Linked DNA regions of Homo sapiens: regions 1 and 3 are each linked to region 2. A link is a loop called in an ENCODE intact Hi-C map of the cell type or tissue named here. Cell type or tissue: mammary epithelial cell. All regions are shown on one strand.

The links. Peaks named below come from ENCODE experiments on the same cell type or tissue, not always from the same donor. Only the 100,000 strongest peaks of a DNase experiment are listed, where the experiment ranks them.
Region 1: a loop joins it to region 2, with 3.0 times the contacts of the local background. A loop is called at or near these places in 2 of 110 quality-filtered maps.
Region 3: it touches region 2 in a loop (15-fold over the local background); 11 of 110 quality-filtered maps call a loop at or near these places.

The regions. Positions count from the first base shown.
Region 1 is chr12:46,439,963-46,447,962 of GRCh38, forward strand. The region is part of intron 2 of SLC38A4-AS1 (SLC38A4 antisense RNA 1); the gene reads left to right. The region is part of intron 1 of LOC124902923 (a long non-coding RNA gene); the gene reads right to left. Among named protein-coding and RNA genes, the nearest start is that of SLC38A4-AS1, 60 kb to the left of the region's middle. In mammary epithelial cell, a CTCF peak has its summit at 4,112 (motif pointing left); DNase peaks (open chromatin) are centred at 2,549 and 2,929; H3K27ac peaks cover 5,061 bases.
Region 2 is chr12:46,931,159-46,939,158 of GRCh38, forward strand. No RefSeq gene overlaps it. Among named protein-coding and RNA genes, the nearest start is that of SLC38A4, 110 kb to the left of the region's middle. In mammary epithelial cell, a CTCF peak has its summit at 3,017 (motif pointing left); a DNase peak (open chromatin) is centred at 7,143; H3K27ac peaks cover 451 bases.
Region 3 is chr12:46,149,672-46,157,671 of GRCh38, forward strand. No RefSeq gene overlaps it. Among named protein-coding and RNA genes, the nearest start is that of SLC38A1, 120 kb to the right of the region's middle. In mammary epithelial cell, a CTCF peak has its summit at 3,771; a DNase peak (open chromatin) is centred at 4,760; H3K27ac peaks cover 377 bases.

The sequences.
Region 1 (8,000 bases), 490 kb before region 2:
TCACTTGGCCATGTGACTTGCTTTGGCCAATGGAGTGAAAGGACGTGATGTAAGCCATGTCTGAGTAGAAGTTCCAGGCAAATGCTTTAAGGGCCATGGCAGTTGGCACTCTGCTTTCCCCCTGCCACAAGTTCAGCATGTTCCCCGGAGGAGTTCTTTCTTCAAGCCTGGATCCTGAAAGAAAAAGCCATGTGGAGCACAGTCATGGCCAACACATGAAATGTGAATGCGAAGTAAACCTTGGTTGTTAAAAAGCCAGTGAGATTTTTTGGGGTTATTAATGACCATAACTGGGTGAAAATTGGCTAACACAGTGTTTTTATTTATAATAGGGCAATGAGTCACAAATACATCATTTGTCTAAAGGACATTCAGCGATCTCACTCCTCTGGGGAATGACACTGCTCTAATAATGATGATCATATAGGTTTTTCCAGAGGCAGATACACTGGGAATTCTGCTAATGGTAATCTGATCTGCTGGGAAATCAAGCTGAGTCCTCCAGGCATGAGTTGGGTCTAAATGGCTAAACCCCTGTCCTCACTTCCCCACCTGGTCCAGCTGCTTGCTGCCTACTTGATCTTAGACAAGTTGCTAAGCCTCAATTCCCCAATTTGTAAACTTGGAATAGGACTATTTACTTCATAAATTTGTTAGGACAGGGTCAGCTTCTATTTCTTCTGTATCAATGCCATTTTCCCACACAGTTTCTACCCCTCTGATTAAATTAGCTCTTGTTTGACTTTGTCTATCATTTTTAATGTAAAAGAAGTAAGACATTTGTAGATTAATATTGAGCTTCTCTTTGTTTCTCCCCAAGTATCTATTCTTTCTTCAGTGACAACAACTACCTCATAAAGGGTATATACTTTATTTTGATATTGGATATATATGCATATACATACATAAGTTAAAATATGCATAAAACCATGTTCTGTACACAGGAAAAATTTAGGATAAAAGAATTAGTGAAATCTTCTTTTCTTAAAAGGATTATGGTGGGGGAAGTGGGTTCACTTCTCCCTATGAAGCTGTTAATTCTTTTATGTTACTTGGCAAAGCTTGCTTGCTTTCTCTTCCTTTTTTCTCTCTCTTTCTTTCTTTTTCCTCTTTCCTTTCTTTCTTTCTTTCTTTCTTTCTTTCTTTCTTTCTTTCTTTCTTTCCTTTTCTCTTTCTTTCTTTCCCCTCCCTTCCTTCCCTCCCTCCCTCCTTCCCTCCCTCCCTCCCTCCCTGCCTCCTTCCTTCCTTCCTTCCTTCCCTCCCTCCCTCCCTTCCCCCCCCTCCCTCCCTCCCTCCCTCTCTCTCTTTATTTTTTTATTTTCTTTCTCCTCTCTTTCTTTCTTTTTTTTCTTTTTGAAGCAGGGTCTGGCTCTGTCATCCAGGCTGGAGTACAGTGGTGTGATCTTGGCTCACTGCAACTTCCACCTCCCAGACTCAGATGATCCTCCTGCCTCAACCTCCCAAGTAGCTGAGACTAACAGGCATGTGCCACCAAGCCCAGCTAATTTTTGTATTTTTTGTAGAGACAGGGTTTCGCCATGTTGCCCAGGCTGGTCTTGAACTCCTGAACTTAAGCAATCCGCCTGCTTCATCCTTCCAAAGTGCTGAGATTGCAGGCATGAGCCATCGTGCCTGGCCTGGCAAATTTTTCTAATTGTCACTATCGGTCAAGTCCTGTCCTACGAACTGAGAATAAAGAGTGGAACTGGATAGAAAAAGGCCTGCTATCTTTTAGCTTACCTTCTAGTAGGAGGAAGCAGACAATAAACAATTAAGCCAATAAGTAGACCCAATAAAAGGCCAAAAAACATGAAGTAAGAGTCCTTGGGAGAGCTCTCTACTGAATGGATAAGAATAATGTGTTAATTTATAGCTGTTTCAAGGAAGAGTAGCAACATTTATTGAGCACCTGCTAAGTTTCAGCTAGTTTATCTGTACTCTTTCATTTAATAATTGTAATAACCCTGTGAGTAGGTCCATTTTATAGGTCAAAAACTGGACATTCACAACTAGAAAGTCAACTAACTTCCCCTCAATTACCCAGCTGATAAATTCAAGAGTGGACCTCTAATTCTTACCTCCTACTTCTTCCTCAAGCCCAGTAATCTCTTTTAAGTAGGAAAAACATATCTCTTTCTGCTTACCCTCACCTATATCCTCAGTTAGGCTTTTTTAGATTATAAGTGATATTTTTCTTAGAATAAAGTTAAATTTCAGCTTTCCCTGCATTTACAGGAAATATTCTTTAAAAACAGAGCACTGGACTTAAATTCTGGAGAACTACCTTCAAACTACTGTCCTGCTACTCAATACCCATGTGGTTTCCGGCAAGTCACTCAACTTCTATGAGCCTGTTTACTCATCTGTAACAGGAGATAGTGCCAGGTATAAGGTTTTATGATCCCTAGTTTTGAACTAGTGGGGTCTGGCTTCACAGATTTTACTATACTTTGCACACTAATATTGCACACTGACATAGAGTCTCTCTCTGGTGATGTGCACAAGGATTTATATAACTCAGATCACTTCCACAGCACAGTGACTCAGAGCCCCTGGAGTATGAAAGACTGAATCCCTAAGTCTGGCTCACGAGCAGTAAGATCTCCTTTTCCTCTGCATTTTACCTAAGTGTTTTTTTTTTTTTTCCAGGCTGGGAGAGTTTGCCTCTGGCGTGCCTCTGCTCTTGAGGGTGAAATGGGCTCAGAGTGACTTTAAAGGCTGCTCAACAAAGGCAGGAACACCAGAGAATTATCATTTTCTTTTTCTTCAGCTGACTGGATAAGTGTAGCTGTAATAGAGTATGGTTCAGGAGGGCAAAACCACTTTGGAAGAAACCTTGAAAGTGATTCAATTTCAAGTCACAAGATCAATTATGTGAGGTTCTAGAACTACTGATACTGAGTTTTACAGCAGATTCATGGCACAGGTTCAGAAGGTGATTCAGGATGTCTCTTTCCTTGGACATTAAAGCTCATTACCTGAAAATTACTCAGCCTTGGCCCTTAGGGAAATTTTAAGTGCCCAGCCCAAACGGCATAATCCTATTTAAAATACCAAGATTGCATGATAATGAACAACATCGAAAGAAAACACTTGTCTGGGTCAGATCTCATCAATTAGACAATTTCCAACAGAGAACACATCTCTAGATAACTACATGTCTGTCATATAAGGGATATGTGGACTTCCGGCTATGTGCTTACAGTAAATTATCTCAAGAAAACTAGGCAGCAGGTAGAAAAAGAGCAATGCAATCCCACTTTTTTAATGCTCTTGCCTATAGTCTTTGATGGACTGAACTTCATTTGATGACCATTTCTATTCTTGCCTGCAATTTGGGAATGTTAAATCCTATCTCATAGGAGTGTGTATGGGTAGCATGAACTAAGGTAGATAAAGGCTTCACGTGGTGTTTGGCATGGCGTAGGTGTAGATTGGACCTCAGTTTTCTGCCCATGTTTGCTCTTCACGTACCTGTCTGGTATCTGTATGTGCTAAGCTCTGAGCCTTACAAACCATAGGGAGAGATATGCAAACTTGCCCTCAATGAGCATGTTGTCTAGCGAGGAAGATGAAATGCATAGACAGACAACTAGAGGTGGGGTTTGAGGGAGCCCAAGAAATAAGCACGCTTTTCCTGGCCCAGTTGCTGACAAGGAGATTGAGAGAGGGTCCCAGAGGTCAGTGGATTCTGGAGAATGTGGCATGGATGTGTTAGCTCAGGGGACTTGCCAGTCCTTCAGTCAGGCAGTAAGAGGACATCCCCAGTTGCCAGTCATTGGAAACCTAAAGAACTACAGGCTTCCTGGGGTAGGGGGACAGAATGGGTGCTGCAGGCTGGTCTGCAGAGGGCAGGCAGAGGTGCTGAGCAATCGCACTGGTTGAGAGAGGGGAGTATTGCTATTGTGGAACCTTCTCCACATGGACACATGAAACAGCAGAAAGGGAGAAGGAAAAAACCCTAATAAATTTAGCTTGCAATTTAAATTGAAGGGCTAAGAATAACTGACATTAATACTCATGCCTCATTACTGGTTGATTTATTTGGTTCTCAAACCATGGCTGTGTGTCAGAATCACTCGTGGAGATTTAAAAAATTACAAATACCTGGCTCCACCTGTTGGAGATTCTAAACCAGAGGATTTGGGAAGAGGTTTAGATATCTACATTTTAAAATCCCACTACAGGTCATTCTGATGGGCATCCAGGGTTTTGACCCACAACATTAATTAAGCAACGGTAGGCTTGGTTAATCTTTAAAAATACAACAGTCTTTAAAAAGGACCAGTGCTAATTGCATTATGCTTCTGTGTAAAAAAAATACAAAACCCTCAGATTTATTTGTCCTTTCTGCCAAAACAGAGATAAGAGAAGATCAAGGGAGTAGACAGATAAAAAGGTAAGTCCTGTGTCTTCTGTCTTAGGTTTTCATAGAAGTAACCAGAAGATATATATTTTTTTGCTTATCTTTTTTCTATAGTTAGTATGATCAAAGCTAACATTTCAAAAGCTGATCTTCCCTGGAAACATGAATAGGAACATAATACATTCAGTTGAAATTTTATCTAACTTTTAGTGAGTGCCTACTGTGTGCTAGAACTATGCTTGGCAGTTTCCTGTGTCTTCCCAGGTGAGGAGGTCAGGCCATAAGTGTAGTAGGATTAATGACGGCATTCTGAGCTAGTGAGAATGTTTAGGAACCATGACTTAAACGTTTATCTGCATATGATTCTCACTGCTGATGAAGATATGGTGATGCTGCAGCACGTATGTATTGTGGAGACACTGAAATTTAATACAACTTTTTGAACAAAAATTTGATAATGTATCCTAAGAACCAGATCTATATAAATGTTCTTAACATTGCACCCATTATTTCAATTTCTGAGAATTATCTTAAGGAGATACTTTTTTAAAGTAACATGTTTCAGGTAAGAGGAGAATAATTATAATGTATTTTAAATGTAGCTATATCTGGAAATTACATAAATTTTAATCATTAAGGAAATGATAGGTGAATTATTGCATAATGACTTTTAGACACTTAAATCTGGTCATTATAAAGCCTCTGGAGGAACAGGTAAAATGCTTAAGACAAAAAGCCAAAAGAAAAAATATGTACCAGGATAGTAATTAAAAGTTATTCATTAATGTTGGAAGGAAGTGTGAAGATGAGATGTAGTTTGTGTGTGGTAGTAGAATTCTGAGCATGTTTTCCTTTTTGGATGTGGTGGATGCACATTGTCCGGTCTTCCCAGCATCCCTTCCCACCCTATATGCAGCTAAGAGGAAAGGAAACCTTTCACCTCTGGCCAGTGAGCTGGGATGCAGTTTGCTTGCAGTCATTTGCAGCCTTTCTCCCCCTTTTTTTTTCCACTGCCAAATCAAGGAAACTTGCCCGTAGTAAGAGATAAAAAACTAAAAATCTAGAGAGAGGCTGGAGTCAGAGGGATGAACAGATGTGTGGAGAAAGGGGTAGAGAGATGGACGGGCCCACCTGAAGAGACCTTTAAGTTGGCGAGACAGTCTTCTAAATTTGGCACCTATGTGACACCGTACAATTTCTTTCTTATACTAGTTAATCTTGTTCTAGTCTGCTGACAATCAAAAGAATTCTGACAATAGAATTGGTTTAATTTTTAAAAGTTTTTAATTCTATGTTAGAGTCTGCCAAGGTTGTTGTTTGTTTTTAAATGAACCTTCTTTACTTTCTGAAGTACTAGAACATTTTGTACTTGTGTGTAAATACTGCGTTTATGAATCATTTCCCATTATTTTACTGATAGAATGTTGGTCTTTATTGAACTGTCATTTCCTTTCAGGTCTTCTTCTCAGCTTTTCCTGCAACATAACCACATTAACTGTTTTTCCACATCCTGATTCTGACAATAGCCATCCTGAGAATGCTTTTGGAAAGGGTAGTCTGAAACTACAATGTGGATTCAAATCTGTATAAGGCAGAAATGTATGGGGAATTCTGAAATCAATCAACAAACAGTAATTGAGCACCTATTATGTGCCAGGTTCTAGGGCTACAATGAAAATAAAAGTAGACAGAGCTCCTGTCCTTAACATGCTTATCTCTGTGTGTGCTGTGTGCATTCACTGGAGGTCCAGGGAGGCTTAGTCTGGGAGTATATTTAGCACTTAATATTTATTTAATACATCTGCAAAACGTCAACAGGATAACAAGCAACATTTATGGACCTTTAATAAGATAAGGTCTGTGCCATATCTTATTTTCCCCATTTTACCAGATGAGGAAATGGAGGTGCAATGAGGATATTTAATATATCCAATATTACAGAGTTAATAGGTGCCAAAGGTGGATTTAACCTGACACAGTCTGGCTCCTTACCATAGGATATTGCTGCTTACACGGTTGTAAGAAATCTGCTCAGAAATGCTGAATCTGTTACTTAAATTAATTTTTAATTTTTTTTGGAAAAATAATTATTAAGTTAAATGTTGGTGGTGAGATATACAGATATCTGACTGGAATAAGACAGGAGATTCCCTTTTCAACTTGCTATAGTTTGAGCCACAGGAAAAAAGTTCTGAAAAAATTAGTTCATCCATTAATTCATGTATTCAACAGCATTTTCAGCATACTACCTGCTACTAAGCAAATTTTGTAGAAAGCCCTTGGTTTGTTAAGGGTAAATGGAACAGAAACAAATCCTTAAAATATAACATAGGATGGTAAGTTCTGTAATAAAAGGGTTAAAAAGGAACTTTGAGAGCATTAAGAGGTGAAAGGAGGGGAAGGAGGGAGGAAATGTTATGAATTGTTTGACAAGTAAGCTAGGCGTTGAAATATGAGGAGGAATTCTTCCATGGACTTGGGAGTGGGTATAGGAGTAGTGGTGTAGAAAGGGACTTCTGCAACAGGATCTGCTTCTAAGCTCAGTCAATCGTGTCCTGAGAATTGCAAGTGGCTCTAAGACCAGGACTAAAAAGATAGGTTGTGCCAACTGAGGGAAAGCATTTGGAATTGTCTTTGAGGTCAGGGCTATATAAACTCTTTTAATTGCATACACCTACCAGTAAAAATAACTTGAGCATATACTCTTCAAATATGTGTTTATTTGCATATATTTATTTTTATATATACACTATCAGATTAGTTTCTTATATCCCTTCGGAAATACACACAGATGTAATTAAATAGGAAATATTTAAAGATAATGTTAGTTTTTGCTCCTATAAAATTTTCTTAAACATTAGAATGAATAATGTGTTTGAAAATGCAGATATGTTTTTGAAAAATTTGATTTAACACTTTATGATGGGGTAATTTAAAGGACTGGTTCTAAGTTCAGTTTATTTTGATTTCTAGTTTTAATTAAATCAAGACACTTCACAAATAGTGAAGTGCAGTTCCGATTGAAGGAGTGTTTGTTGGCATTATAACTAAGTCATAATGCAGTTTTTGCAGTTTTTTTTTTCAGTCTTAAACACTGTACTTAGGTTTTTCTTGAAATGTAATTAATAACTTTCTGTTTTTCCTGATATCATTTAGTCATTCTTGTAAACTCTTTGGAAGATGTTGCATTTTAATATTTTTAGTAGTTGGTTCAAATTCATAATCTGAATTATTTAGACACAGGCTAGAAAATTCTGTTTCTCATCTTTTTTTTAATGTGCAGATAGGAAAGGTTTTTTTGTTTGTTTTGTTTTTTTTTTTTTTTTTTAATGAGACACAGTCACATTACTTTTAGCCATTAAATCAATGATGAGGAAACATTTCCCCAATTGTATGAGTTATCTCTTGCTGCATAACAAATCATCCCCACAATTAGTATGGTAAAACAACAGACATTTCTTTTCTTTTCTTTTTTTTTCTTGAGACGGAGTCTCGCTCTGTCGCCCAGGCTGGAGTGCAGTGGTGCGATCTCGGCTCACTGCAAGCTCCGCCTCCCGGGTTCACGCCATTCTCTTGCCTCAGCCTCCCGAGTAGCTGGCACTACAGGCACCCACCACCATGCCTGGCTAATTTT
Region 2 (8,000 bases):
GACTCTGTCTTGAAAGAAAGAGAGAAAGAAAACATAATACTATTGGCCAGGCATGGTGGCTCACGCCTGTAATCCCAGCACTTCGGGAGGCTGAGGTGGGCAGATCACGAGGTCAGGAGATCGAAACCATCCTGGCTAATGCAGTGAAACCCCGTCTCTACTAAAAATGCAAAAAAAATTGGCCGGGCGTGGTGGCGGGCACCTGTAGTCCCAGCTACTCTGGAGGCTGAGGGAGGAGAATGGCGTGAAACCGGGAGGCAGAGCTTGCAGTGAGCCGAGATCACGCCACTGCACTCCAGCCTGGGTGACAGAGCAAGACTCCATCTCAAAAAAAAAAAAAAGAAAAAAGAAAGAAAAAACATAATACTATTTACATTAACAGCTCCAAAATTAAATACTTAGATATAAATCTAACTGAATATGTCCAAGATTTATATGAAGAGAACATTGATGAAAGAAATGAAAGAACTAAATAAACGGAGAGGTATTACTGTTCTTTGATGGGAAAATTCAATATTGTCAAAATGGCAGTTCTTTCCAACTTGATCTATAGACACAATGCAATTCCAAAGTTTCAGCATGTTATTTTGTAACTATTGATAAAAAAGATTCTATTTTTTTGGAGATCTAGAATAGTCAACACAATATTGAAGGAGAAAAACAAAGTTAGAGGACTGATGCTATGCAATGTCAGAAATTACCATGAAGCTATAGCAATCAAGGCAGTGTGGTGCTGGTGAAAGAATATGCAAATACATCAGAGAAACAGAATAGAGAGCCCAGAGATATGCCGACATAAATATAGTCAGCTAATCTTTGACAAAAGAGCAAAGGCAATACAATGGAGCAAAGAGTCTTTTCAACAAATGATGCTGGCACAACTGGATGTTCACATGCATAAAAATGAATCTACACCCAGATCTTGCACCCTCACAAAAATGAACTCAAAATGGATCAGAGACACGAAGTAAAATGCAAAATTATAAAACTCCTAGGACATAACATAGGGGAAAATGATGACTTGGGTGTGGTGATATCATTTTAGATACAACACCAAGACACAATCTATAAAAGAAAGAATGAATAAACGGGACTTCATTAAACTAAAAACCTTTGCTCTGTGAAAGACATTGTCAGAAGAATGAAAAGGCAATTCACAATCTGGAAGAAAATATTTGTGAAAGACATATCTGATAAATAACTGCTGTCTGAAATATATACAGATCTCTCAAAACTCAATACAATAAAAACAACAAGAAAACAACTCAATTAAAAAGTGGACAAAAGATCTTAACAGACAGCTCACCAAAGAAGATATTCTGATGGAAAATAAGGACATAAAAAGATATTCCACATCATGTCATTAGGGAAATTCAAATTAAAACAATGAGATGGCAATAAGCATCTGTTAGAATGGCCAGAGACCCAGAACACTGACAATACAAAGTGCTGGCAAGAATATGAAGCAACAAAAAGTCTCATTCATTGCTGATGGAATGCAAAATGGTACAGCCACTTTGGAAGATGGCTTGTCAGTTTCTTGTAAGACTAAAGAGACTCTTAACGTACAATCCAACAATCATACTCCTTGATATTTACCCAAATGTGCTGACGACTTGTGTCCACACAAAAACCTGAATCACAGATGTTTATAGCTGCTTTATTTGTAATTTCCAGACTTGGAAGCAACCAAGATGTCCTTCAGTAAGTGAATGGATAAGGAAACTGTGGTTCATTTAGACAATGAAATTTTTTTTAGAACAAAAAAAGAAACGTGCCATCAAGCCATGGAAAGATAGGGAGGAAACTTAAATGCATATTAGTAAATGAAGTAAGTCAATGAAAAAGCTATGTATTGTATAATTCCAATTATATGACATCCTCAAAAAGACAAAAATATGGAGACATTCAAAAAGGTTCAGTGGTTGCCAAGAGTTAGGGGGACAGGAGGGATGAATATGCAGAGCACAGAGGATTTTTAAGGCAGTAAAACTACTCTCTATGATGCTACAATGGGGAGTACGTATCACATATTTATCAAAACTCATAAAATGTACAACGCCAAGAGCTAAGACTAATATAACTATGGGCTTTGAGAGATAATGATGCTTCAATACAGGTCATCAATTGTAACAAATGTACCACCCTGGTGGGGGATGTTGATAGCTGGGGAGACTGTATGTGTGGGAGGGCAAGGGGTACATGGGAAATCTCTGTACCTCTGCCCAACTTTGCTGTCAACCTAAAACTGCTTTAAAAAATAAAGTCTATTTTTATTTTATTTTATTTTTTGAGACAGTGTCTCCCTCTGTCTCCCAGGCTGGAGTGCAGTGGCATGATCTCAGCTCACTGCAAGCTCTGCCTCCAGAGTTCAAACGATTCTTCTGCCTTAGCCTCCCTAGTAGCTGGGACTACAGGCCCACGCCAACACACCCAGTTAATTTTTGTATTTTTTAGTAGAGGTGAGCTTTCACCATCTTGGCCAGGCTGGTCTCAAACTCCTGACCTCAAGGAATCCGCCTGCCTCTGCCTCCCAAAGTGCTGGGATTACAGGGGTGAGCCACCACACCCGGGCTCTGTAAAGTCTGTTTTTAAAAAAGCATAATTAAAGCTAACTCTGTCAAGCCTTCAGATGTAAATTTTATACGATAAGATAAGAATTTTCCCTCTTTAACTTCAAGCACTATCTGTTACTTTCTTCAGGAATGTTATAACAAATAGATTCGTCTGGGAGTTTGATGAGGAATAAAAACTATCTAAAAGTAGGCTTGGTTTTCAATTTACATTTCAACATGTCTACATAAATGTGGGCAGCCTCTCCAAATTCTTCATTCCCAAGAGAAAATTTCAATTTTTATGGCAAGCATATAATTATCTATTTTCTTTCAAAATAATATTTTAGATATTTCCTGTCCTTAAGATGTTGCCATTGAACAAATAACAGTTTGAATTCTGATTCCCTAAAACATATGTGAAACTAAATGAGCAAGGCTAGTGCTGACATCTACTGTTAGAATTTGGGTGTGAATGACTTTACCATGCACAGCCCTTTCCTAAGGAGTTGGGAGTTGTGCAGCAATAGTTGTCGATATGGGGTGACTGACTAGGAGATCATTGCCCAAAGCTCTATTATCTTGAAAACAGGTGCAAGAGAACCATATAGCACTTTTGAGGTAAATATAATGAAGATTTTGGAAAAAGATCAATTAATGTCAAGAAGTATTTCCTATTTTCCAGGAGCCTTCCAAAGACTCTGTCGTCTCTTAACAAACCTCCTACTCTGTTTCTCCTATATTGTTTCTGACCCTGGTGCTTTAAAGAAAAGATAGATGTGGCTACTGAGTTTCAGTGTTGTCTTTAGGAGAGGGAAAGAGAAAGGAGAACAGAACACTTCCCTGACCCTGGTGTTTCTCCTGCCCTGGTGCATTGCTCTAGATTATAAATCGGCTGTCTACCTTTTGTTTTAGCTGTCGTTATTCTTCTCTGAAAATATTTTCCACCCCAACCTAGAAAATTGTTATTGAATTTTGTCACCATGACTATTTTAAAAGGTGCGCATTGTGTGAGATCTCACATTCCACCTCACAGTTACTTATGTGTCCGCCGAGTAGCTAATACCTAGGCTGGTGAGAAGAGACTGAGAATATACATTCCAGTCAAATAGAAATGCATTATCCTACCTATGTACAAAGGGAAGCAGGAGTGTGTTGCAATTGTCAGGACGGGACTTCTGTAAAAATCGAGACTGGCAATGTCAGACCTGATGTTTGTTCATCATTGTTGTCAACCTAGCACAAGATCACACAGTCCTAAGAGGAGGAACCAGAAGACTTGGAAGCTTTGATGTGGATAATCAACCCCCACAGAACATACAAGCCGACGGCTCTATGGTGTCTTCTGGTCTTGCTCTTGCATTATTGCCCTTAGTTTTATACTTTCTTATCTGATAGATACACACTTCTTAAGAACATTATGCTTGTTGCTAAGAACTATGAAGGAGTCTGCCTCAACGTGAAGAACACAAAGAAACCTTCTATATTTTTGTCCTGTTGTTCATTTGTTTTCAAGACAACTCCAGTAGGTTCATTTTTTAAAAAAACTACTTTTTTAGTTCTTATATTTTTAGAGTAAGTTATTTGAATATTTAAAATGGAATTCGTTTTTTAAAAGATTATTGGTAGAAGTCAACATTCTTCATGGAAGATCTAAACAAGCTTAAAGGATTTGTGTTCTTTGGAGTCAAATCATAAAAATACTTCTTTTATTCATACAGATATCATCAAAGCACTTCTGCACAACTGCCTTTATTAAGCTGGCATTTTGGAACCAGCAATGTGCTGTAAATCTTTGTAAAGATCTTTTTCATAGAAGACCAGTTTATGTTCATTGAAAAAAAAAACTCTACAGAACATTACTGAAGATTGTGCATAGTGAGTTGATCAGCTCTTTCCACTCCAGTGACGCTGTTCCACATGGAAGCCAGGGCAGTACAGGGTTAAAAACATGCATGCTGGCATCAGAGTGCCTGGGTTCAAAGCCCTGCTCTACCAATCATCCACAGGATGAGTCTTTGGGTAATTTACTTCAGTCTCAGTGACACAGTTTTTTCATCTCTAAAATGGGATAATAAGTTAACATATGTTAAGTATTTAATGCTATTCCTGGCACTTCGCAAGTTCTCAATTAATATAAGCTATCATTATCATTAAATGTAACAAGTTACCAATCATACTCTATTTTGTTATAAAAGAAGCATCCCAAATCACTGGCTTGTCTTTGTCATTTAATTGTAAATTAAGAAGTGTTAGGTTTAGAAAATATTGATTGGCTGATAGAAACTCCTTATGTAAAAGATATTAATATTCCCCAAAATTTCTCTAGGGAAGATATTTTTAATACAACTGTGATTTGTAAAAAAAACATATTTTTTCAACTTTTGTTGTCTCAGTTCTGTTTTTGTTTGTTTTCTTTTGTTTTTCTATTGCTTTCCTTTAGTATTTCAGTCTGTTTTGTGCCCCCCACATTCCTCTTATTTAAAGTATCCTAGGCTTTCATCTTGTTTTATGACAGCTCGGGCAGGGCCCTGACTCCCGGCTTATTAAGCATGGTCTCCTCTAGGCCTTGCAGTGAAGAGAGATCTCAACAGGGCAGTGTGCATTTTTGTTGAGTGTGTGCAGAAAGGGAACACAGAATTATTTGACCATTATAGTGGTCTCTTTCCTGGTGAGGAGTAGGAAAGGGAAGAGGAGTGAAGTCAATTGACATTAGAAAGAATATATGCAAACACCTCAACACTGTCTCCTTCTCCAGCCCCTCTACCTCTGAGAGTTTTTCCATTATTTACCTGGTGTTCACCTGGGACCTGAGCTGAGCACCTACATTTTCTGTGTTCTGTGTTTAAGGCACATATTTAGTTTATTGATTTAACCATTTCTCTTTGTTAAAGTGTGGGTAAGTGCATTTTAACTAACTCCAGAATAAAATTAAGATAAACATGTGCACCCTTCCCTTCCACTTCCCAGTAATTCTTTGTGACCACTGAAAATGGGACTATAGCTTTTCTCTACTTTCCTGCCCAGGCCACTGCCCCAGCCTTTCTTTTCTGAGTCCTCCACTTGTTCTACTACATATTGTTCTCTCCTGTCTTTCTGTCTCTCTTGTTTTAAATACTTAATTTTTTTAGAGCAGTTTTAGATTCACAGCAATATTAAGGGGAAGGCAGAGATTTCCCATGCACACCCACCCGAAACATGCAAAGCTCCTCCTATTATCACATCCCCTACCAGAGTGGTACCTTTACTACAAATCTACATTAGCATGTTATTATCACAGTTTACATCAATCTTCATGCTTGGTGTAATTCTACAGGTTTCAAAAAATGTAAATGACAGAAATCCACCATCACAGTGCCATACAGAGTATTTTCATTGTCCTAAAAATTTTCTATGTTCCGCCAAATCATCTCTCTCCTCCTTCAAATCCTGTCAACCGCTGATCTTTTTACTATCTCCATAGTTTTGCCTTTTCCAGAATGTCATATAGTTAGAATTATACAGTATGTAACTTTCAGATTGAGTTCTTTCACTCAGAAATATGCTCTAAGGCTCCTCCATGTCTTTCTGTGGCTTGATAGCACATTTCCTGTTAGTGCTAAATAAAATTACATTGGCTGAATGCATTATAGTTTACTCTTTCATTTCGCTACTAAAGTACGTCTTGGTTGCTTCCAAGTCTGACAATTATGAATAAAGCTGCTATAAAGGAAGCTGCTCTTCCTTTCTTTATGTATATTCAAATTTCTGACATATTTTCCTTCTTTCCAATGTATTTTAAACATTTTCAAATGTTTTTATTTATTTAATATTTATTTATTACAAATAAATGTAAATATTATCTATCATTTATGTATGCATTATTACATATTATATTTAAATAAATATAAACATATTTGTTATATTAATCTTACAAATAAATATAAACATATTTGTTATATTTATCTTACAAATAAATATAAACATATTTGTTATATTTGTTATATCTTACAAATAAATATAAATATTGTCTTTACTTAATATTCATTAAATACTTTAAATATTTCACTTCACTCTCTTCTTATTTGCAAGGACAAAGTTGGCTATATTTCTTGTCTTTTATCCTCTATAGGTAAAGTATTTTTTTTCCTCTTGCTTCTTTCAGGATTTTTTTTAACCTTTGAATTTTTTGCAGTTTGAATATGACATGCCTCATTGTTGAGTTTTTTGTTTGTTTGTTTGTTTGTGGCATTTACCCTGCTTGGTGTTCTCTGAGTTTCCTCAATCTGTGGTTTGGTGTCTGACATTAATTTGGAAAAATCTCAGTCATTATTACTTGAATATTTCTTCCATTCCTTTCTCTCTTTTTCTCTTTCTGGTATTCCCATTATGCATATGTTACCCCTTTTATAGTTGTCCCACAGTTCTTGAATATTCTCTGCTGTTCTTTTTTTTCATTCTTTGTTCTCTTTGCTGTTTAGTTGTTCTTTGGATGGAATGGTGACTTCTAAGCTCCTTACATGCCGAGCCAAAACCAGAAGTCTTGTTTCTTTCTTGACTCTTCAACAAAGCTCCTTTATATTGAGTGCACACTGGATTTTTTGGAGTGCTGAGTCACACCTGGCGTTTTTGTTTTAAAAAATCACAAATGAATTTACTCAGCTTGTGGTGGTTTGTACAGGCTTGATTTGATATTTGACTCTTGAGCAGCTTCATGCCCTTCAATGAAGTGAAAAAGAAAAGATTAACCAGGAAGAGAGTTTCATGTCATGTTGCCAGTCACTGTCAATGACCCCACTCAATAGTGTGGGACTTCTAACATCCTGGGTGGCTCAGGACAAAGTCCAGGACAATCCCTTGCACTAAAGTGCCCTCTGCATTTCTGGTGTGCCTATATTCTTCCAATGATCAACGGGCCCAGATTATTCCTTCGTTTTAAAACATATCTCCTATAGGCATACTCAACTTAACCTGAAACCAAACATTCATTTGAAAACCAAAAGATTCCACTATTTTTTTTTCTGTACAAAATAGAGTGACTTGCAACATTTTCTTAGTAAAATTTTTCTCTCGAGTTAGTTGTCTGTTGCAAAAACCCAGGTGAGATGTCATTAATAGCTAAAGGTTTCTTCAGAAAATGCTGCCACCCTAATTATCAACTGCCTTAAAAATATGTATGTGCTTTGGACCAGCATTTTTATATCTAGTAATTGACCAAAAGGAAATTTTAATCCTAAGGAAACAGATATTTAGCTGAAAATGTTTACCATAGTGCTGTTTATTGAAAACAGTCCAAATGCTAAATGTAGAAAATGGTTAAATATTCTATGGTACCTTTATACACAGAAATTCTATGCCATCATTAAAAATGATGTTGTAAAATAACATTTATTTACCTGAAAATATATCATGAGAAATTGTTAAGTGCAAGGATATAAACACCTGGCCGGGCGCGGTGGCTCATGCCTG
Region 3 (8,000 bases), 780 kb before region 2:
AAAATAGTAAGACAAATAAAAAATCTGATAGGAAGATGGGCAAAGTATATGAAGAGAAAATTGACAGAACAGGAACTCAAAAAGTCCAACAAACATAAGAAATGTTATTTAATTTCCCAGATATCCGGGAAAATTTAAATTGTATCATCTTTCAGCCATCAGATTAGCAAAGCCTTTAAAAAGTGATGGCATTTAATGTCAGAGAAGCTTTCAAGGGATTCACTGTCTAAAGAGAAAGATAGATATATTTAAAAAATAAATCTGACTGAAATACATGCTGTCATGCATTACTGGTGTATGAATTACTAGGAGCTTTTTGAAATAAAATTAACATTGTCTATTAAGATTTAAAGTCCACATAGTAATTGACTCAACAAATACTTACTTAGAAGTCTGTCCCATAAAAATAAACACACACAAAATTCAGGATACACACAAGAAAGTGGTCATTAAAGCATTGTTTGTATTGGGAGGGAAAAAAGGAATAAAAACAAACTGAATGTTCTACAATAGGGAAATGATCGAATGAATTCCACTATATGCAATATTATGCAGTTATTTAAAAATGTATCAGATCTATATTCATTGAGCAAGAGAGATATCTTTGGGTAGATGGCTAAATTAAAAAAAAAAAGAAAGTTGCTGAATAATGTGAGTAGAATGATTCCATATTTACCAAAGTGAAGCAAATGAAAAGTAAGCAAATAAAACCCTTGTGGGTGTTCTGTGTTTGATGGAGAAAGTGTGGAAGGAAATATAGTTAAGCTCCAAACCAGCTAATAAAAGCCAATTTAGCCATAAAGTAATGAGAAATGTTAGCAAAATATTTTTTACATCATTTAACCAGGCTGTTCAGCTGTTCCTTGGGGAAGTGGGCATGGAGGAAGGGGGTGGGGGGAGGTAATGAATGCCTTATATTGTTTAATTAAATGCTTTGTATTGTTTCATTTGTTACAATGAGGATATACTACTTTTGTAAGTTAAAAAAGCCTCTTTGAGCACTCCAACCATTGTGTTATTTTCATCTGACTCTCATTATGCCTTGAAATGCTACTTATATTTTGTCATTCCCTCTTCCTTTCTGAAGACAAATTTTTATCTCTCCAGGCCCAGGTCTAGAGCTACCCCACTATGAAGCCTTTTTTGACTTGCTTACTAGGTAGACTTTCTTTGTACCCTATGATTTTCTTTACTATTAATTTAGCGCTGATGTGGTTTGGCTCTGTGCCCCCACCCAAATCTCATCTCGAATTGTAATCCCCATGTGTCGAGGGAGGGATCTGTTGGGAGGTGATTGGATCTTGGGGGTGGTTTCCCCCATGCTGTTTTTGTGACAGTGAGTGAGTTCTCATGAGATCTGATAGTTTTAAAGTCTTTGGCAGTTTTTCCCTGCTCTCTCTCCTGCTGCCCTGTGAAGAAGTTTCCTGCTTCCTCTTCACCTTCTGCCATGATTGTAAATTTCCTGAGGCCTCCCCAGCCATGCAGCACTGTGAATTAATTAAACCTCTTTCTTTTAAAAATTACCTAGTCTCAGGTATTTCTTTATAGCAGTGTGAAAATTAACTAATACAAGCACTTATCAGAGTTAACCATGCTGTGTGTTTACTTGGCTGTCTACTTTTTGCTAGAACTTAAACCTTTCAAGGGTAGAGACTCTTGTTTCATGTATTTAGTAATGTCTGTGCCTGGCACAGAGTCGGTGCATAATAGTTGTTTGTTGAGTGGAGAAGCTAAGTCTTTGAAGGAGAGACTTACCTTGTATCATGTAGTTCATAAGCCTATTTATGGCACTGTTCAAAAATATCATTGCTCCAGTCAGCAATCTTTAAAAAAATCTGATGATTAAGAAGATTATAAACACTTTTCTGCTGAATCTTAGTGGGAAAAAAATCCCTAGGATTAATATATTTAAATTAACCTTGAGATGTTAAGTTCTCATGTCAAGTATTTACTTGTAATAAAAATAGATTTTCCCCCTAGCTCTGCATTCCCTAATATTTAGAAAGGTGTCACCAAATATATACAAACATTTCTGACAGACCTAAATGACAGGGAGAAAAAGGGGATGTTGTCATACTCATTTTTCAAGGTCTATTTCTTTTCTGGTTTTCCCAATGAAAGTAGCATTTTTAAAAGTGCTATAAAAGTAATGCCTAATCATTTTTAAAATAATAAAATGCAGAAATTCACAAAAAGAAAGTGAAACCCACTTGGAATCTTATTATTTGTTGATAAATACAATTAGCATTTAACAATATATATCATTTCAGGCTTTTTTCTGTACCCAACTCACAAATATTTGTACAAAACAGGATCTTAAAATCATAGCATTTTGCAACCTGATTTTTTACTTAAAATAAATCTGGTCATTTTCATATTAATACATATAGACCTACATCTGCACTTTTAATGGTATTTTTTCTCTGGATGTATCATAAGTTATTAAACCAATATCCTATTGATGATGGATGCATAAAATTAAGGTAAGGAAATCAGACTATCTGTGTTGGAACCCATGGTATGCCTCTTATTAGCTGTGTGACCTTGGGCAAATTTATTTAAATTCTCTGGACCTCAGCCTCCTCATCTGTAAAAGTGGGGAAAGTAATAGTGCGTACTTCCTAGGATGATCATGAGAATGAATGAATGCATGTGAGCCACCTATTGCAGTGCTGGTATACTGTAAATGCTCAGTGTTAGCCACTAGGTTAAGTATCTTTAGAATGGTAGTGGTAAAGGAGAAAGCATAATCAAATAAGCTGAATGGTAACATATTCACAGACTAGAGAACTGAAATACAAAAGTGACATTAGGAATAGATCGGAAAGAATGTCTATCTGTAGTGTTCATTTGACATAGTGGAGAATCTTTGCCTTTGTTTTTCAGGAAACACAATTGTTCTTGGCTCCACTTTAGAGGATGCACATGGCTCAGTGCAGGGTGAGATTGATTTTGGCAACTGAATGGAACATTGGAGAGTTGAGTTTTAAGGCTCATTTGTGAAAAACAATAGCAATAAAGCAATTGACTAAAATGTCCTAATACAAGAAAATGATTGTTTAGAGTGTTGGATGTGATTTTTGGCTCTTGAATAAATTGCTTTGTTCCATTCATGAGAATAGCAGGGATTTTAACAAACATTATACAGTATTTTAAATTTTAGAAGAGCTTAAGTCTTGCATAATTTTATTTACTGTTGAGTAAAACGACTATACAGAACTATATTTCATTCACGTGTGTATATATGCCACACTATTAGAGTTCCCTTGAATTTATATAATAATGATAAGAATAATTCTGCATGCTTGTATAGTGCTTAAAACTGTTGTATGAATTTTTCAATTTTTAGAGGATTGCTTCCTTTTTTTAATTATATACTCTGATTAATCACTACTTTTGAAAAAAAGTAAGAAATCAGATCAAACTTATTTAACCTCAGGTTAAAGAAAAGAAAATGTGTTTTTTTTTTTAGTTGTGGAGAAAATGCATAGCCAAGAAAATCCCTGTTGAAATGTAAATTTTATAATAACATGAACTATAAAAAAATCATATGAGTGGCCGATGCCATTAAAATCAATTGATTTCTGTCGGACACAAACTACAGAAATCCCTTGTCAGAGAGGAGGAATATAGTTATTTTTAACTTGGTAACAAAATATTAATTTTGCATTATTTTTACCTGTAAAACCTTTCGGGAAGAGACAAATTACTTCCCCGTTGCCTAAGACAAAACAAAATGAAAACCATGTAAATTCTTTCATTGCACAAACTATTGCATTCCAGATGGTGGTGCTGTTCTCATTGAAAGAACACATCCCAAAAATGGTTTTGTTTTTTTTTTTTGAGGTAAAATTTTGCAATTACTCTTTCATTTATAAATTAAACTGTTAAGACAACAATAAATTATAGATACACTTTCTACTAGCCTTTAAAACTATTGTTTTTAGATTTGGGATTACTTTAATCTATAGTGATTAATCAACCATGTACTTAGCAAAAAGATAGTGGTGTGGTATATTTATTTATGGTGGGTAGTGGTATAAAAGTGTACAACACCATTCTTTGTATTTGAAAAGCAAAATATCCAAAGAATGCCACTATCTTTTTAAAACACAGTGCTACATTTATGAAGACACAAAAACCTATAGAAAAGGTGCAAAATTTTAAGACAAATCATTACTCAGATGGTTAAATGGAATTGCTAGTCAGATTCCAGCAGGGAAGCAGACTATTAAAGTCACACAATATATAACTGCCAACAGCTTTGCTTTCATTTTAGATAACATTTTGTTGTTGTTATTTCATTTTTTCAGTTTCATATTTTTATTCCAGTCACTTCCTAAGAAATGAAAATTTCTTTCTTTCTATAACATTTGCTTTATGAAATAATGCCCAAATATTCATATGTAGCTCTCTGAATGCCTGTGGATGCTTAAAGAAAAAATATCACCACATATTTATTTAAATTAGATGAAATCCAAATGTTTCCTGTGCAAGGACTGCAGTAGTTCTGTGAATTTGGGCGGGGATTGTCTCTAGTGTGGAAGTTGTTCCCCGGGTAGAAGCTCATATTAAAATGATTAAACACATCTTTCACTGTAAGAAAAACCAATCACTTTCTGTCAGGAAACTAGACATCCCATGTCCCCTTCCCTGCATCAAAATATCCTTAAAGGTTTTAAACTATTTTCTTTCCTTAGAAGAGTAAACAGTGCAGTTGACTCAGAAAGGAATCTGAGTCAGAAAGGAATCAGACTGGGATCAGTCTGGGATTCTGGAATCCATCAACCACTGACTTTTGGCCTTAGGCAAGATGCCTCACTTGTCTAAGCTGTTCCTTATACATAAATGAAAGGGTTGAACTAGCATATAGATAACCTCTCAGGCCACTTCCAAATCTATAACTATGATTCTAAAAGATATTAATAGAGATTTAATATATATATGTATTTACACACACAATAATATATATGTATATTTACACAATAAGCAAAATGAATTATTATTTGGCCATAAAAGGAAAGAAGTACAGATACATGATAGATTAAGATGGATGAGCCTTAAAAGCATAAACTTTCATTCATGCTAAGTGGAAAAAGCTAGCCACAGAAGACCACATATTGCGTGATACCATTTATATGAAATGCACAGAAGAGTCAAATCTGTGAAGACAGAAAGTAGATTAGTGGTTGCTAGAGACTGGAGGATGGGAGAGGAGAGTTTGGAAGTGGGACTTGACTGCTAATGGGTATAAGATTCCTTTTTGGGGTAATGAAATATTTTACAATTAGATTATGCTGATGGTTGCACTCTTAAAATATATTAGAAGCCATTGAATTGTATGATGTAAATATAGTGACATATAAATTATATCTGAATAAAGCTGTTTTTTAAAATGTGTATTTATATATATGAATATATATGTGTATTGTATGTATATATGTGTGTATTTGTCTATGTATGTAAACTCTGAAGTAGCATAGGTTTCCTATGATGATTCTTTGGCAAGCAGCATGATCTTAAGAGCTTTCACAAGCATAATATATTATGGGTTCCCATGAGAAAGGATGTGTAAATATATAAAGCAGTAATTTGGCTTTTCAAGTGCCGGAGACAGATGCTTTGGACAGGCTTAGGTTTATCCCTTCCTGCAACAAAAGTTATAGGTCCAATGGGTCCCTCCATCTAAGATGGCTTATTCTAAAATAAAACTTCTTTCTAAGGCCTGTTTTCATTGTTCTCAATATTCCAGGTAAGTTTACAAGGAGTGAATTTTGGATTTCCTATCATATGGTTTTATAGATTTTGTGTTTTTTGTTGCTTATTTTCTCCTGTTCTTTGTCTTTTATTCAATCATCGAAGTTTTATTTTGTTTTTGTTACATTTAGTTTTTCTAGTTGCTTGGAAGTTACACAATCTATTTCTACTTCATAATGATTATTCTTATATCTTTTATAATATACCTTTTAAGTATATTTTTCTCTCTATGTCTAGAGTGATCCAGCATTTAACTCAATCATGAGACAAACTTTTGCATACCTTCATTTACCAGCTTACTCTTTTTCTGCTGCTATTTTATGCTGAGATCATCTGGATTTTCATTTCTGGTGGTTATTCTCTTTCCTTACCTCCAATTATTAAGATTTAACTTAATAATTGTTAAATTATTAAGATTTAACTTAATAATTGTTAAATTATTAAGATTTAACTTAATAATTGTTAAATTATTAAGATTTAACTTAATAATTGTTAAATTATTAAGATTTAACTTAATAATTGTTAAATTATTAATTAACAATTATAAGTATATAATAACTTAATAAGTCCCCTACTTATGATGGTTTGATTTATGATTTGTCAACTTTACGATGGTGTCAAAGCATACCCATTCAGTATGCTCTTCGACCTAAGAGGTTACATCAGGATAAACCCATTGTAAGTTGAAAATGTTATCAACTTACAATAGGTTTATTGGGATGTAACTTCATCATAAGTCAAGGAGCATCTGTAATTTTGTCTAGTTTCTTTGTCCATTCCTCCCTTTTTTCTATTCCTGTGTCTTCTTCTTGAGTTCATTTTTCATTATTTGGGAGTACATTCTTTACTAATTTTTTCAGAGATAACTCATGGTTGATAATTTTTTGAGTAGTTACATTTATAAAAATGTCTTTGCCTTCACCTAAGTTATAGTTTAGCTAGGTATAGAATTTTAGGGTCAATCTTTTCTCAGAACTTTGAGGATGTTACAATCTTCTTAATTCAGCATTATTGAAGTCTAATGTCAACATGATATTCATTCTTATATAGATCATCCGTTGTTTACCCTCTAGAAGCCTTTAGAATGCCCACCTTATTCTCTTTGTTCTGAAATTTCACAAGGGTCACTCTGAGTAAATCATTTTTTTAAAAATTTATTCTGCTTGGAACCTGGTGGTTAACAATATGAATATTTTCTTAATCTAAGAAATCTTATTTTACTAATTTCTCAATTTTTTCTCACCTACGTTTTCTCTAGAATGCCTTTAAAATGAACTCCTATTTCTAGAACCCTTATTAAATGGCTGCGGAAATCTGGGTCAATCTTTCATGTCTCTAAACTTTTCTTTGGTTTTTTTTTTTGTTTTTGTTTTTTTTTTTTTTTTTTAGACTGAGTTTCACTCTTTTGCCTAGGCTGGAGTGCAGTGGCATGATCTCAGCTCACTGCATCCTCCGCCTTCTGTTTTGAAGCGATTCTCCTGCCTCAGCCTCCCGAGTAGCTGGGATTACAGGTGTCCACCACCATGCCTGGCTAATTTTTGTATTTTTTATAGAGATGGGGTTTCACCATGTTGGCCAGGCTGGTCTCGAACTCCTGACCTCAGGTAATCTGCCTGCCTCAGTCTCCCAAAGTGCTGGGATTACAGGCGTGAGCCACTGAGCCTGGCTCTTTGTATTCTTTATTCCTTTATGTTTTCCATTGTTTTGAGAGCATTCTCAAAATGCTATTTGTCTATGTCCACTCTACTATTTTGCCCCTAAATCAATCTTTTTATTTTGTTTTTCAAGTCTTAAATTTCTACCATATTCAGCTAATGTTTTAGTTACAGTGTCCTTCTACATCTTTCCAGAGATTTTTATATGCTTATTCCAAAATGTTGTGAGCTCTTTTAACTATGATTCTTCAAAATGTTTTACTTGCTGAGTTTTTGCCTTTGTTTCAAGGTATTAGTGTTTTCCAAATGTTTGCAGATTCTTAGTTGTTTGTTCATCTTTGTATTTGAGAATTGGTTTGTCTCCTCTGTTTAAACACTGTTTATGTGGGAGAGATGAGAGGTGCTAACTGTTCAGCTTGGAACTGGTACTTTTTGTCTTTTCCTAGTGTAACTTCTCCACCTCCCAGAGGGCATTCTTCTTGGTTTCTTGCCCTGCTTCTCCAGCCCCAGAATGCAGGTTCACTGATTTTGCCTGTAGTAAATACTACTTCTACTTTTGTCCTGCTTTTTATCTGTCTGTATCTTTCA